2 separate regions of the Homo sapiens genome follow, and region 1 is linked to region 2. Evidence: read pairs that join two places in POLR2A ChIA-PET (ENCODE). Cell type or tissue: MCF 10A. All regions are shown on one strand. Each heading gives the region's core, and the rest is flanking DNA. Links, peaks and the distances in the headings are about the cores only.

Region 1 (8,089 bases), core at 2,241-4,740, 85 kb before region 2:
TAAAGGATATCTAACATATGTATTTTACTAGAAAAGGAAATTATCCCAGGAAGAACTTTTAAGATCTAAGAAAGCATGATAAGCAAATAATTTATAAGCTTGTAAATAAATCTCAAACGCAAAATAACATATATATCGGGATAGTAATAAAGTGTTTTAAGGCCCTTGGATTACTTGGGGGAGGAGCTAAAGTACTAACTCCTGAGTTTGTTAAGTAAAGCATGCACAGAAACATTTTAAGGTTAACCACGAAAAAGCAGTAATAGGCTGTATAATTTTCACACTAGTAGAATGGAGAAAAAAAGGACAGAAAAACAAACAATAATCACAACAAAACTCAATCAATGGTAAAAAAACAAAGGCCAGAAAATAAAAAGAAAGATGCTGGGAATAAATTAAAATAAGTGAATACTCATAATAAATACAAATGAACTACAGATGTCATATAAAAGAACCAGACTGCAGAATTTAAATTAAAAAAAAAAAACACTTTATGCTGTTTAAGAGAAGTACCAAGAACATAAGAACAAAAATAATTGAAAATGTAAACATGGAAAAAGACACCAGACAACTCTAAACAAAAAGCACAATAATATAATATTAACAGACAAAAAAGATTTTAAAAATGCTTTTATGAGTTGAACAAATTACTACATAAAAGTAGATGGTTCAATTCTCTAAGAAGATATGATAACATTAACCCAATTCATATAATAAATCTCAAATTATGCAAATAAATTTTGATGAAGGAAGAATGGACAAATCCATCATTAAAATGGAAAGTTCCAATACAACTCTCTCAATTGAATAAACAACCAAAAAATAGTGAAGATACTGAATATTTGAAAAACACAATAAGTTTGAATTATTGGACATAAGTTCTTATTTACGTGATTAAAGAATACACGTATTTCTCAGTGCACCTGAATATTTATAAAAATTGTGGCATAAAGCAAGTATCAAAGAATTTGCATCATACAAACTGTTTGCTCATACATCACAAATATCTTAAAAGTTAATTTTAAAATTCTTAAATTCTATGTTGGAATTCAAAATCACACTTTTAAGTAGCTTATGAATTAAGAAATTATAAATAAATTGTAAATGTACAAGAATTAGACAAAAATGAAGATATGATATTGAAATTTATGAAATGCAAATAATATGTTACTTAGAAATTTGTAGACTTAAATGCTTACATTAGAAAAGTAGAAGGTATGTTAGAACAAAAGATGAAATAAATTTGGGTGCGGTCTATTGGTAAAGGACAATTTAGGCCAAAAATGACAGAGATGATAATGAAAGATTATATTACAGAATTTATTAATTTTATCTGTTGTACATTACAGAAGAATTGAGCCAAAGTCATTTAGGACATTTTCTATAGACCCTAAAAGAAAGTCAAAAATCTGGCAAATCTCAATTGAAATTAACAATCCATTATGTGTATTAATATTAAAGGCAGCTGGCCATAAAAGAGCAATATAGATTTTATAAAGTATCAGGACTTACTTAATTGCATAAATATTGTTTGTCTCAAAGTAGTTACACCTAATATAAGGAACAATGAAGTAGTGATTGCTTTAAAAAATAATGTGATGGGTTTCAGCTTCTGGAAATAGCCGAATAGATCCTAACAAACCAAACCTCCTGCCAATAACAACTATAAATTCTGGGCAAAATATAATTTCAGTATCCATAAAAAGGAATGAGATCATGCCTTTTGTGGGAACATGGATGGAGCTGGAGGCTATTATCCTCAGCAAACTAACGCAGAAACAGAAAACCAAATACCACATGTTCTCAGATATATGTGAGAGCTAAATGATGAGAACACAAGGACACATAGTGGGGAGCAACACATTGGGGTTTGTGGGAGGGCCTGGAGATGGGAGGAGGGAGAGGAGCAAAAAAATAACTATTAGGTACTGGGATTAATTCTCGCATGATTAAATAATCTGTGCAACAAACCCCCACGAAATGAATTTACCTATGTAACTAACCTTCACATGTAACCTTGAACCTGAAATAAAAGTTTTCCAAAAAACTTCCTGGAGGCACTGGAGAATGAACAAAAGCAGGCAGATAATGGGTAAGAGGAAGGGCAAATTTTTGGAAGAAGGGAATAGCATAAGCGAGTTTCCCTTTTTAATAGAAATTTAGGAAACTGAGGGCAGGCCCTAGTCAGTTTAAATGGGGATATTAAAAAAAAATACACTGTTTTACCAACAAGATGAGCCAGGAATATGATGCTTATAGCGTAATATACAGAGAACACTCAAAGACTGAAGAATTCATGAGATATTTTTAAAGGGGATAGGTTGATGAAATAATCGTACAAAAGTGACATTGATTGTTGTGGACCTACTAAACATTAAGCATTGTGAAAAAATACCAAGTTAAATCTGGCACTGGTTCCACCCTCAAGTAGCTTATGGTAGGTAATAGATTACTGATCAATCCTATCAGTAAGGTACAGATTAAATTCTGTGAGCTTTCAGAGGAATAGATCAAACAAGGTTTTGGACAGATGAAAATCTGAGATGTCCTAAACGATGAAAAGTTTTGGATTTTGTAGAGAAAAGGGGAAGGTTATTGCAGGAGGAAGGACCAGCATAAGGAAAAGTTGAAGCAGTAAAAAGCAACTAGGAGACTGGGAATAGTAGGTAGTAAAATAGAATAGCTAGACCTGAGGATAAGTGAATGTTAGTAATAGGAAATTGTTTTGATAAGGTGGTTCATATCACTAAAAGCTTTTAATACCAACAACAAAAAGTGACCAAGATGCCCCCATCTCTTGAAACCCTAACATGCTTAAAAATTAACCGCTAGAAAGGAATCTTTAATTATTATGATTTTTAAGGAACTCATATCTCTAAATAGAGAAAAAGATAATAAAGTAGCTATGATTTAAGTAAAGATGTAAAAGAAAAAATTGTTATTAGATTTAAATCATACAAAAATATAGTCTAGTGATGAGTGACATTAGGAAGAAAGAGTTACATATATAAAGAAGAAAATTTTTAAAAGATAATATATAGGAGGTATGAACTAGAGGGCACAGACCTCTTCCAAAATCTTGACCAGAAACATCAGACAGAGAAACATTGTCCACTCAAGTCTGAGAGCACGTGATAGGTTTGTTCCACATGAGCCTTATACCTGTAGATGTGAGCCAAGGATAGAGGGAAAGAAAGCAGGAGAAATAAATATTCCAGTGTACCAGGAAATTAATCATTCCAGAGAAAATAATCAAATAGTATAAAAAAAAATTTCCCTCAGAAGACTTACAAGATACTGCATAATTTAGGTCACCTAAACAGCCTAAATAATCCACGTCTGATGTTTTCAGGTGCTTTCTGGTTATTGCTGCAGATCTCATTCCTGAATTAAAAGCACAATAATATGTTTATTTGTGGGGTACCTACATTTTAATGCTGCCTACTCAGTCTCTTTCTATTTTATGTTCATTACTACACAGAAGATACCTCTTCTGTAAGGCATCCCAGACAGTTTTGTTTTTACACACACACACACACACACACACACACACACACAGTATTGTTCTGGGGGTGTTACTGCTACTGAACAGGGGAGTCATGACAAGCAGAGCATATGATGACTGATAAACACTGTCTAATGGAATTACCTCTCGAGAAATTGTGGGTAATCTAATGAAACTGTTTGTTACAAACAGTCCAGGCACCTCCATGGTGGCACGATGCCCAGTTTCTCCATTGCCAGGAAACATCCATTCTCAGGGGTGGGGGAAGGAAGGGATCTGGTTAGCAAGGTCTGCTGATTTTCCCCTCTGTCTCAAATGCCTTCTCTTTGACATAGGTATTACTGTAACTTCAGGGATGCCATTAGGGGGTAACAGATATATATATCAGCAAAAGAAACTATGATCACCTTTTTCTGAAGACTAAATCAAACAAAAGTCAACCACATACACAAAGAACCCCAAACACACAGACATAGTCTGTGCCTCTCTAAGTTACCCAGAGATCTCCATCTAAAGAAGGCAGTGTGGTGGGTCTCTGCCTTCCCCTGCCATCTAGTGCTAACATAAAATGATTGTCTTTTATTTTGTGTTTAATTTTAGAAATATTTTCTTAGCTTGCAAGATTTAATTCAAGAGCCTCCTCCTCTATTATGCCATTCTAAACCTGTGTGTATCCATTTATGGGCAGATGGACATGTCCCCCAGTTTGTGCCGTGTATAAATAGATTCACTCCTATTGACAGAATTTTTTTTTTTTTTGAGACAGAGTATTGCCCTGTCCCCCAGGCTGGAGTTCAGTGGCACCATCTCAGCTCACTGCAACCTCCGCCTCCCAGGTTCAAGCAATTCTGCCTGTGCCTCCCAAGTGGCTGGGATTACAGGCATGTGCCACCATGCCCAGCTAATTTTTGTATTTTTAGTAGAGATGGGGTTTCATCATGTTGGCCAGGCTGGTCTTGAACTCCTGACCTCATGATCCACCCACCTTGGCCGCCCAAAGTGCTGGAATTACAGGCGTGAGCCACCGTGCCCAGCCTTGACAGACTTTTTTAAATGTCAATTACCTACCTCCCTCCTTGGATATCTCAATGTTATTCACATTTTGACAACATGAAACAAATAAATACAATAGGAAACCATAGATATCATGGTTCACATGTAAAGAGAACGCCACTTGAATCCCTTTTACTTGCTTTGTCCATGTGTCAGAACATATCATTAATCAATATTAGTGAGTTCAACCTTAATTTAACATGTATTGAGTGCAGTCCTAGGCACAGTGCTAGCAGTAGAGATTCACCAATGAGTGAAACACAATTTCTACCCTAAATGAGCTTAACAACTAGTGGAGAGTTGTAAGACAGAGAGGTAACACTATAAGGGCAGAGACTTTGTTATTGTTTAGGTAGTTCACTGATCCATTCCCCAAACCTAGAATAATGTCTGGCACATACAAGGTGAATGAATGAATAAATGAGGAAAGTACAGGAGGCTGTGACGGTGCATTGGAGAGGCAGTACTGGAGGGCTCACCACTGCTATACCTTCAGAATGCCACTCTGCCTGCTGGACTGGCCTTGCTATGTGTCCCTGAAACCACAGTCTCCTCACCTTGCACCATATACTAGCACTCAATATTTTTAGACACCTGTGCTGTCTGCTTTGCCCCTGAACACTAAGCATGACTATGCCTACAACATTACTGAAGGTACAGTACCATGATGACAATGATTATCAGGGAAAATTTGATAAGTAAGTATCAGCTTGAAAGCAAAAGGCAGCATGACACAATGGTTTCTACCACCTCTTTATTATGTGCCAGGCTTGAGTCATAGCCAAAAGTTTCAGTAGGTAGCAAAGAATTAGAGGATTTCATCATGTCTGCCTGTAAGCTCTGTTTATCGTTTTAGTACATTTATTAATATATTAATACATGGGGTTGTATATTATAGAAGGGAACAATTTCCTTCCTGTATCCAAATTCCTTTGTATCCTGCAAAATAGGAAGTATTGAGAAAAAGCCTCTGTTATTCCCTACACCACCTCTCTTACTTTTTCCATAGGAAGAAATCATGAATTATTTAACTAAAGAGATTGTTAAAGAAGAAGTATGAGTGCACATAGCTCTACCCCTTTTTTGGCTCTCTTTGGAGAGAGCTTGCCCCTAGGAAGTACACATTCTTACTTCCTCGAGGGTGAAAGGTTACTCAGGCTAAGCAGGCTCTGTTCTTAAAGGAAAACATCGAAGTCTCTACCTTGTAACAATGTAGGTTAGTAACCTACCATAAAATCCTATGAAGATTACTGAGAGCCCATTTGAACCTCAGATGTAAATTAGATTCTCCATTAAATTTTAGTGGGAATCGGTGGATGATTTGACCCTAAGTGATGCAAACCCCCCAAATATGAGACAGTTCTCAGTTAATTTAAAAAGTTTGTTTTGCCAAGGTCAAGGATGCACACTTGTGACACAGCCTCAGGAGGTCCTGACGACATGTGGCCAAGGTGGTAGTAGTACAGCTTGGTTTCACACATTTTAGGGAGACATGAGACATCAATCAAAATGTGTAACATGTACTTTGGTTCAGTCCAGAAACGGGACAACTCAAGGTGAAGGCGGGACAACTTGAAGTGGGGAGGGGGCTTCCAGGTCATAGGTAGTTAGGAGAATTTGGTTGCATCTTTCAAGTTTCTGATTGGCCTCTCCAAATGAGGCAATCAGATATGCACTTATCTCAGTGAGCAGAGGGGTGACTTTGAATAGAGTGGGAGGCAGGTTTGCTCTAAGCAGTTCCCAGCTTAACTTTTCCCTTTAGCTTCCTGATTTAGGGGGCCCCAAAGTTTATATTCCTTTCACAGTGATGAAAGTATCTATTTATCATTTTTTTCAGAACGTGGAGAGGGGAGTATAATTAGTTAGTTGGCTTCCTTAGGATCCCAGTGCCAATGACCAGGAATCTAATATTAACTGAGCACTTACTATATACAAGCAGTTAATGCTGGGTAATGTTTATGTAATTTGATATTCCACTATTTTCCAAATGTAGAAACTGAGGTATAGAGGGATTACATGGGTCCAAAGTCACATAACAAATCTAGGGCAAGTCTGTATAAATGCAGAGCCTGTGCTCATTCCTTTATACCACTGTGCCTTCTATTTTTCTAATGTGCTAAAAACATCACTTGGCATATCATTTAGCTTAAGAGGCTGGGAGCAGGAGGGGAAGAAAAAGAATATTATATAAGAATTATATTAAATTTGAATTTGTGGGCAAGAGGTTCTGGGACAAATAATGATCCTGTCAGGCACAATAGATCATAAGGTTTTCATTGAATTTTATAAAATAAAAAGGGTAATTAAATATACTTGAATAATGGTAATATGTGGTAAAATGCATATCAAGAATTATAAATCATAGTCATATTTATTTAAAAGACCTTGTAAAAGATTCCATGTCTTTGAGGACATAAGTGTTTAAATCCTAATTTGGAGCCCCAACCCCTAAGCTAAATTAAATAAACTTGCTTAATAGGGTGACAAAGTAAGCTAATATGAAAGAGCTCAAGTACATTTCACATCTGCATCTACAAAAATGCAGTAAGTCTTAGACACTGCTGGCAGAAGTTTTCACATGCACTCTTATGCAAAATATCACATTAATAAACAGTAATGAGTAATCTAGCTAACTCCACTTTAGCTAAGAAAAGGTTGAAAGGAGTTTAAGAAAGAATAAAACCAGAAGATCAATGCAGCTTGAAAAAAAAAAAAATTTTACCAGCCTATATACTTGAGAACTTCCTAGGTACTACACGTGGTGATCATCTTACTTGTTTCATGTAAGTCACAACAAAGAAGTTTGTTGTTTTGCAGAATCACGTTCTATCACTTAACTGGTTGGCATGGCTATGTGGAAGGCATTCTCCATTGCAGGATTCCAGATCTCATTTCTTACAAGACCTGAGGAAGTCATCTGGAAATTGCTGTCTTTTGCTGATCATACCTTTCTTGAAGTATCTGTTCCTCTCTGCTACCAAGAATAGTGACGCTCACTCCAAGTAGTTATCAGGTGAAATAGAAGAGCCTCTGAAATTTATCTATGCATACTTTTCTTATCAAATATATTTTTAGAAAATCTTTAAAATATTTTTTCTTGAAAATTATTGGAAAATTCCATCATACTTTATAAGAGTACACAATGTTTATCATCTAATTTTCTGAAGTAAAAAGAAATCATTATATACTGGCATTTATGCTACCTCCTTATCCTACTCATCTTCTGCATGAATAAGCATTCAAGTGATACTGTATTATAATAACCATAATACATTAAATAATTTCAAGTGAGGGCAGATCAGATTTGTTTGTTTTCCCCACAACTTCACCCTCCAGCAACATTTAATTTAGCAGTACCAAATGCATTGGCATTGCTCAAATATATCTAACTATATCTATGTTTAATTTTTATGGCTTTACCTACATCAGAATGTGTTAACTCAGATGGCATATCACTATATGCAGACAGTGGTATACTTATATGATATCACAGAATATTTTATATACATTCTTAAATGCATTATCAGCAGT
Region 2 (8,089 bases), core at 1,982-4,481:
TAAAATAAGGTTAATAACAGTACTGACATTATTGGGTGAAGATTAAATGAGATAATGCAAATAAAATGCTTAGCATAATGTCTGGCAAAATATAAGCCATTAATATTCTTTATGTAATATTTATTGGAGATTTAATAGGTACCAGCCACTCACTATATGGCAAGAATACAAAGATGAATCCAAGAACACTGTATTGCTAAATCCTCTGCCAATAATTTTACCAAGGTAATTTTTGAAGCAGAAATAACTTCTATATTCACGTTTCCATGACTTGTAAGCTAGTCATGAGTTCTACCAAATTCCTCAAGTGTTAAGAATAAGAATGATTCAATGTTGAGAGGGCAAGTGAAAGAACAGCCTTAAATTAGACAATTCCAAGGAGGAGAATTAGTCTTACTGTTCTTATTAAAAACATAAAGCAGTCCCTCCTGCCACTCATAAAGAAATCTCTCATAACTGGTGGCTTCTAGTACCTAGAAAATTATGGGTTTAGAGTTTATACTGTTTAAACAAGACTAGTCTTTGTGAAGATGTATTTGAGCATAGAATAGGAAACCACCTATTCACAATAGCAAAGACTTGGAACCAATCCAAATGTCCATCAATGATAGACTGGATTAAGAAAATGTGGCACATATACACCATGGAATACTATGCAGCCATAAAAAAGGATGAGTTCATGTCCTTTGTAGGGACATGGATGAAGCTGGAAACCATCATTCTCAGCAAACTATTGCAAGGACAAAAAAACAAACACCGTATGTTCTCACTCATAGGTGGGAATTGAACAATGAGAACACTTGGACACAGGAAGGGGAACATCACACACTGGGGCCTGTCGTGGGGTGGGAGGGGGAGGGATAGCATTAGGAGATATACCTAATGTAAATGACGAGTTAATGGGTGCAGCACACCAACCTGGCACATGTATACATATGTAACAAACCTGCACCTTGTGCACATGTACCCTAGAACTTAAAGCATAAAAAAAAAGAAATACCTAATGTAAATGATGAGTTAACAGGTGCAGCACACCAACATGGCACATGTATACCTATGTAACAAACCTGCACATTGTGCACATGTACCCTAGAACTTAAACTATAATTAAAAAGAGGGGAGAAAAAAGAATAGGAAACCACCTTGAACTAAAAAGCACAGTTGTCTTAAGTGCTTCTCTGCTACATGGTTCTTCCTTATTGAAGCAAATGGGTATATGCAAAACTAAAAGATAATCCCCTAGTGGAAGAAGAAACAAACCCCAAGTGTGATATATGCTAAGCCTGTTATTTATATATTTTTGCCTATATGGAGAACGTTCTTTGTTTTTGTTTATGTAGCAATATTGGAAAAGCATATGTAACACAAGAAAACTAACATAACCCATAATAGATCTCAGTGCAGATATAAGGAAGTTTAAAACCAGATGTATGTCAATGTAGGAAAACCAAGCTAAGAAATTTTCCAAGACATTTTTCTTATTCATTCTCTCAGATCTACCCTAAAACTACCAATCCAAACCTTTAGCAAAGAGGTCAATATTTTTAACAATACCCCCGGGAATCATTATAAACATACACAGACTAGTACTGGATCACAAGTGTTTATTGGATATGCATAAAAATAATAAATAGATAACCCTTATTACCCCATATTTGCTACAAACACTTTTTCCACTTTTTACAGGTGTTAACTCATTTAATCCTTGTAGCTGTCCTATGAACTGAGTTCTATTATTATCCACATTTTACAGATGTGAGACAGGCACTGAAAGAATGTGACTTGCCAAAGCCCATCAAGTAGACTTTAATTCCTCATGTGGAGGTAATAATGATCACAAACATACCAACAGTGCTTCACTGTTTACAGTGTGATCTTGATTATCATTTTTCTATCTGAACTCTTAAAACACCATTGAAGTTAGTAGCAAAGTTATAAGTATGTTTGTTATGTAAATGAAGTCACTTCAGAAGTCTCGCAACTGAGCTCAAACCAGGCCTTCTGACCGTGTTCTTATTTCTTTCCATTCTGGTTTCAAAAATTCTTTTCAACCCTATTGTTCCAGAATCCTATGAAGTTGCAGAATCCTTTTTTTATATATACATATATATGTGTATGTATATGTATACACAGGCACATACACACACACACATATATATATATATATATCAAGCTCTTTTTGTGGATATATTACATATATTTTAACTCATTTAATTCTCACAATTCCATGGGTAAGTTCTATCTAGATAAGAAAACTAAAGAACTGAGAGATAAATAATTTGTTCAAAACATAGTAGGATTAGGATTCAAACCCAAGTAGCCTGACTCTAGAGACTGTGCTCTTAACCATTACATTATGTGGTCTCACAGAAAAAAAAAATCCTAAATGGTATTTATTAAAAAGAAATAAAAGTGTAAGTTTAAAATAGCACTTATGACTTGAAACACCCCTTGGAAACTAAAGTTAATAAATTGATCAATAAGTATTTATTGAACGTTTTCTTTGGGCAGGCATTATGATAAGCACTGCTGAAAATAGAAATATAATAAAATATTTTTATATTTTATGAAAAAATGTAAGCTATATCCCTCTTCACAAAAGAAGTTCACTCTAGCTATGGAAAATAGATTTATATATATATGTAAGTCATCTTCAACAAAATTTAAACAATCATGTTCATAACATAATAAATGCTATAAAAATTGCTTAGATATGGAATATAAAACCCAACAAAAGGAATTATGTGGAGGGAAGTCCTATTACAACTTAAACCAAAATAAAAATAAAAGTTGGTTCTTAAAGAAATAGCATCCATTTCATATAAAAACATAAAGAGCACAATTTAGCAATAGATTTGCCCTAAATCTCATTAATCCTTTTTTTAAAAGTACATTACTTTGTATTTGAGATCTATATTTGAAGCAACAGAGAAAAAAATAAGAGGTAAAAAGTGTCTGATATCTTTTACATAGACCTAAATTCTTTTAAACATCTGATTGCTGAAGAATTGTCTACAGAATTTAATGAGATGCTTGATTGCTACATAAGACCATTGCTGCATTATTTCTTGATGAGAACAGACTTTATGTCTACAATATTGATGAGAATACAATACAGTACAGAACATCAAAAGACTATGTGCAACCTTAGTCTAGTCCTTCCCTCTGGGTAAAAAGTATAGGCGTATATGCCTGCTCTTCCGGTATACTTCTCTTGATAGAGTTTATAGTAGAGAATCATGATAAGTACAAGGTCCATTAGTAACAAAAATAAAGGCAGGGTGGCAGTTAAACTGAACATCATTAGCAAACATCACACTAATTACTCATTTTGTTATTAGTGTTAACTGTGCTGCCAGTTAATTATATTTGAATAAGAAAATGACAATGCACACAGAAAAATTCAAACCACACTGAAACAAAAAGAATCACACTAGGGCATGGAAATCCACTGTAAAGAAGAAAACTTCTGTGTTAGGAAGCAAATAATCTGCAAGAGTCTTTTGCACCAAAGGAATTTTTTTCATGTAAGAAACATTCAGAAAATGTATACTATTATGCTAGACGCATAGAAATGTGAGAAAAAGAGACATAGTCCTCAATATTTAGGTTCACTTTTATTTAAAAAAAAACACATAAAGAGATAATTGTATTAGACATTGTGTTAAGCATTATAATAAAGATTGGTTCCTCATATGGAAACATGTGAAACTTAAGAGGAAACAACTAATCCTCTGGAGAAATTAGAAAAGGAATAAATGAAGAGATGACTGTGAGTAGCGTATTGAAAATTGAGCAAAAAATAAGCATGTGGAAAGAAAGAAAGCAGGGAAAATGAAACCCTGGAATCACACCAGGCTTTTCTCCTATGAAAAAGAAAGTTTGTTTGCAAGGTAAGTGACCAAAACAGGTGAGATTTCCTCTTTAATAAGAAAACATTTCCTGTGAAGGGCTGATTAATCCTGGCTAACATGCTGAAACAGCTCTGTATTAGCAAAAATCTTGAACCTTTCCCTCAAAGATCTTCAGATTGGTCAAAACTCTAGTCCTTTAGAAAGTAGGAAGGATTAAAATGCTATTGATAAAATTCACAGACGAACTGATAAAATGAAAATAGAATTATAAAGTACAAATTCTTTGCTAGAAATTATCTGCAGCAGGTATATTGAATGCTATTTTTATTGTGATGCAGGTCACAACCCTGCTGTTACTGCAGGGACTTCTGTGTTTGGACTAATCAGAATCTCATTTTTTTGGATAAATGATAGAATCAACAATCTTCAGGATAGTAGTTTTCCTAACAAAAAAAAATGCAAAGGTGTCTCTAAAGCAGAGACCTGCATGTTTAATCAAAATGACTCAGCCTGGGCAACATAGAGAGACCCTGTCTACAAAAAAATAAGAATAAAAATAAATGATCCAGGAGTGGTGGCACGCACCTGTGACTTCAGCTGCTCAAGAGGCTGAGGTGGGAGGATTACTTGAGCCCTCAGAGGTCAAGGCTGCAGTGAGCCGTGATTGCACGACTCCCCTTCAGCCTGGGTGACAAAGCAAGACCCCGTCTCCAGAAAAAAAGAAAAAAAAATGACTCACCCTCTTCAAGAGCAAAGGAGGCTGACAAGTGACCCTACAGGGGAACAAATATTAAGGAAAAGGATCAGACTGTAATTCTCTGAGGACAACCCCTCAGCTCTATGATATGCAAATCCCCTATGGGCACCTGGAATTCAGAGGGCATTCCTCCATCAAATGTATACTAATGAGTCCTGCAAAGATTCTCAAACTCTGGGCATTAGTCCCTTGAGCAAATCTGTCTGGGCAGTTGATGTCACATAGCATATTTATTAAATCAATTTTTAACAGACCAGATGGTGTTATTGTTGACAAAAACAAGTGATCCAGTGATTTAATAGAACATAAGAGATATAGATTTTTTTCTTTTATCTCCCAACTGCCCCTGGAATCCTGCTTTTGAAAATAAGATACACAAGGACAAATAATTTAAGTGATACTTTCTCTGGTTTCACAAACTACTAAAGAAGAGTGGTCTGAGAGACAGATGACAAGGTGACAATCCATTACTAAAAAAATGAAGAAAAACTCCCAGAAAACTATATTTGATGTTTAAAGCTTTAAAAAGCAAATGCCCTTCAGGAATAATTTAGTTGAAGAATGTGGATTGTTTGCTGAATTTCATTCTTCTTATTTTATGACAACAAAACCAGCAGCTTCCCCTTAATTTTGGGATACTGCTCCATTCACATCTCTTACTTTCTTTAATATAGAATAGGGTAAGTCTCTTTTGAACATCTCATCTCTTCCTGTCACCCACCCTTAGATTGATAGCAAGAAAAGCAATGTGCCTTAAAGTGAAATGGTCTCTTGACCTCTTCCAAATCCACCTTCTTGAATAGAATAGAAATCATTAGGTTTTATGTTTGAGTATTGACCTTAATATTTTTGAAAAATGAAAAAACATGCCATTTTTAAAGCAGTCAATAGCTTTTCTATTTCTCTAAACATTAAAGATTCTACTCATCTCTAGGAGAAGACCACATTTTCACTTTAGGATAAGACAATTTAAAACATAGTTTGGCTAGGTAAAAATAAGCAAGGAACCCATATGGCATGAAAAGCTGTGAATTATTAAGGTGCTCAGGCACTTTCCATGGACTGTCATTGGCTAAGTATTCATTGCCAGTGATGTTTCAAATATCTAGAATTTTTTTCTTCTTTAGGATGCTGTTTTTCCTTTCTGAGGGCCTGAATTCAAATAGGAAGTGGCAAGATCTCTTCAAGATATTCCAACTGAGCAGTAGAGCAGTCTTTACAACATGGTAGAAAGCCAGACCCTAAGGAGACAGATGGCCAGTAGAAGACTTCTTATGGAGAGTCTTAGTATATGAGTCTGGGAACCATTATGTATAGTAGATCAGCTAGTTTTAAATTATTTTCTTCATTGTTGCTTCAGTTACTATGGTCACATAACAGATTGCTCTCACACTAATAAACATGTATAATATAAAGCAGCCATTTATTTTGCTCTTAGGTTTTATGGATTAAGAAGTCCAACAGGGTACAACAGAGGTGGCTTTTCTATGCCTTATAACGTCTGCGGTCTCAGATGGAAGACTCAAAGATGAGGAAGTGCAATCATCTAAAGACAGCTACCCTCCTATGTCAGGTAGTTGATGCCTGCTTCTGACTGATGGCCTCTCCTCTCCAAATGGGCCTTTCCATTAAGTCTCTCCAACATAGTGGCTTCAGGGTCATAGGCTTTTTTCACAGCAGCTCATGATTCCAAGGACATATGTCCTGAAACAGATAAAGAATGAAAGAAAGAGTTTGAGATGAGGGGAGTAAAGGATTATACCACCTCCTTTGACCTAACTTCAGAAGTCACAAAGCGTCATTTCCACTGCATCCTACATAACAGAAGCAAGTCAAAAAGAAGGATTCATTCAACAGAAAGAAACATACCGGCCCCCGCCTCTTGATGGAAGAGTGTGTAAACATTACTATAGCAAATACACTTTAAGGTGACTGCACCGAGACACACACTTATGTAATTCATTCTCCTTGAAAGTAGAACCAGAGACTTGCCTCTAAACTGTAAAGTATGGCAAAAACCTTGATTAGATTATGTTATGAGATAAATGTGGTGTTATGCTGCACCGTTAATTGGGCTATGTTTTATGGAATGAATCTTTTTGTTCACTCAAAATTCATATGTTGAAACCCTAACCCCCAATGTGATGGTATTTGAAGGCGGGTCCATTGGGGATGATTAGATCATGAGGTTGGAGACTCATTATGAGATTAGTGTACTTATAAGAACACTGGAAATCTCTATTTCTTTCTCTCTTTGTGTGTCCAAGGAATGATAATACTGCAAAAATGTAGCAGTCTGAAAGCCAGGAAGAGAGCCCTTACCGGAAACCAACCATAGTGCCACCCTGATCTTGGACTTCTGGCCTCCAGAACTGTGAGAAAATAAATTTCTGTCATAAAGTCACTCAATCTATGGTATTTTGTTATGACAGCCTAAGCAGACTTGTATGTTATATAGCAAAGATGATGTGATGTCACTGCCAGGATGATATGCCATATAAGACTCATCTTGATAGACTGGAAAGGAAAGTTCTCCTGGCCTTCAAGAAACAAGTTGCTTTGATGTAAACTGCCTGTAGATAGGTTCATATGTCAAGTAACTAGGTGGCTTTTAGGAACTGACAGGCTCAGGCCTAGAGTTGAAAGTTATAGAGGGAAAAACCTGAGCAAGCTTGGAAGTGACTTCTTTCCATCCAAAACCTCCAAATGAGAATGTAGTCCAGGTAATGCCTTGATTATTACCTGGTGAGATCCTGAAGCAGAAAACCCAGCTAAGGCATGCCTAGATTCTGATCAACAGAAACTGTGAGAGATAATAAATGGGTATTATTGAAACCACTAAATTTTTGGTAAATTGTTATTCAGCAATAAAAAACTAATACAATCACATCACATGAAGAACATGTAGGATGGTGTGGCCATCTTAGGAAAATGCAATCTGCCCTAACTGTTCATTCTTCTTTGCCCATCCATAAATCTTTAGTAACCTGAGATGGACATTGCAGTTCAGGCTCAATTATGCAGTGGGAAATTAAGGAATGAAATTGTGTCCCCACTTGCAGCAAAGTAGTTTAGAGGAGAGTAGCGGCATAGGAAGAACCATTCCCAAGACCCCAGTAAGTAACTTGCAGAACATTGGAGCAAAGGCCCACAGCTAGAAAGCTGGGTGAAACAGCAAACTACATCCAGACAGCTTTGTGGAATATGTGAAGTGAACATGTTCCTCAAGAATTCTAGGACATGATTAGAGTTGGGAACCTGGTAAAATGGCAGGACTTCTGATTTCAAGTGTATTTGAGAATCAGACTTGTTATTTGGGTAGTGAAGGGGAGTGTAATTTCTAGACTATGGCAAAGTCTATATTGCATGGGTCACATATGTGTGGCATAACAAGACTAGACATATTACAATGCCCCACTTTTTGCAGAAATCATGGATTTTTTCCCTTCTTAAATTCAATTATGTTTAGTTTAATCTT

The links. Peaks named below come from ENCODE experiments on the same cell type or tissue, not always from the same donor. Only the 100,000 strongest peaks of a DNase experiment are listed, where the experiment ranks them.
Region 1: POLR2A ChIA-PET joins it to region 2 with 8 read pairs; 3 of 35 experiments call an interaction of 5 or more read pairs at or near these places.

What each region holds. Positions count from the first base shown.
Region 1 is chr1:68,721,095-68,729,183 of GRCh38, reverse strand. No RefSeq gene overlaps it. Among named protein-coding and RNA genes, the nearest start is that of DEPDC1, 230 kb to the right of the region's middle. In MCF 10A, for the core only: no CTCF peak of the experiment used is centred there; a DNase peak (open chromatin) is centred at 3,723.
Region 2 is chr1:68,636,165-68,644,253 of GRCh38, reverse strand. It overlaps LOC107984967 (a long non-coding RNA gene), which reads left to right. Exons shown (of 4, transcript XR_001738104.3): 3 at 6,050-6,184; 4 at 6,879-7,078. Among named protein-coding and RNA genes, the nearest start is that of DEPDC1, 140 kb to the right of the region's middle. In MCF 10A, for the core only: no CTCF peak of the experiment used is centred there; no DNase peak of the experiment used is centred there.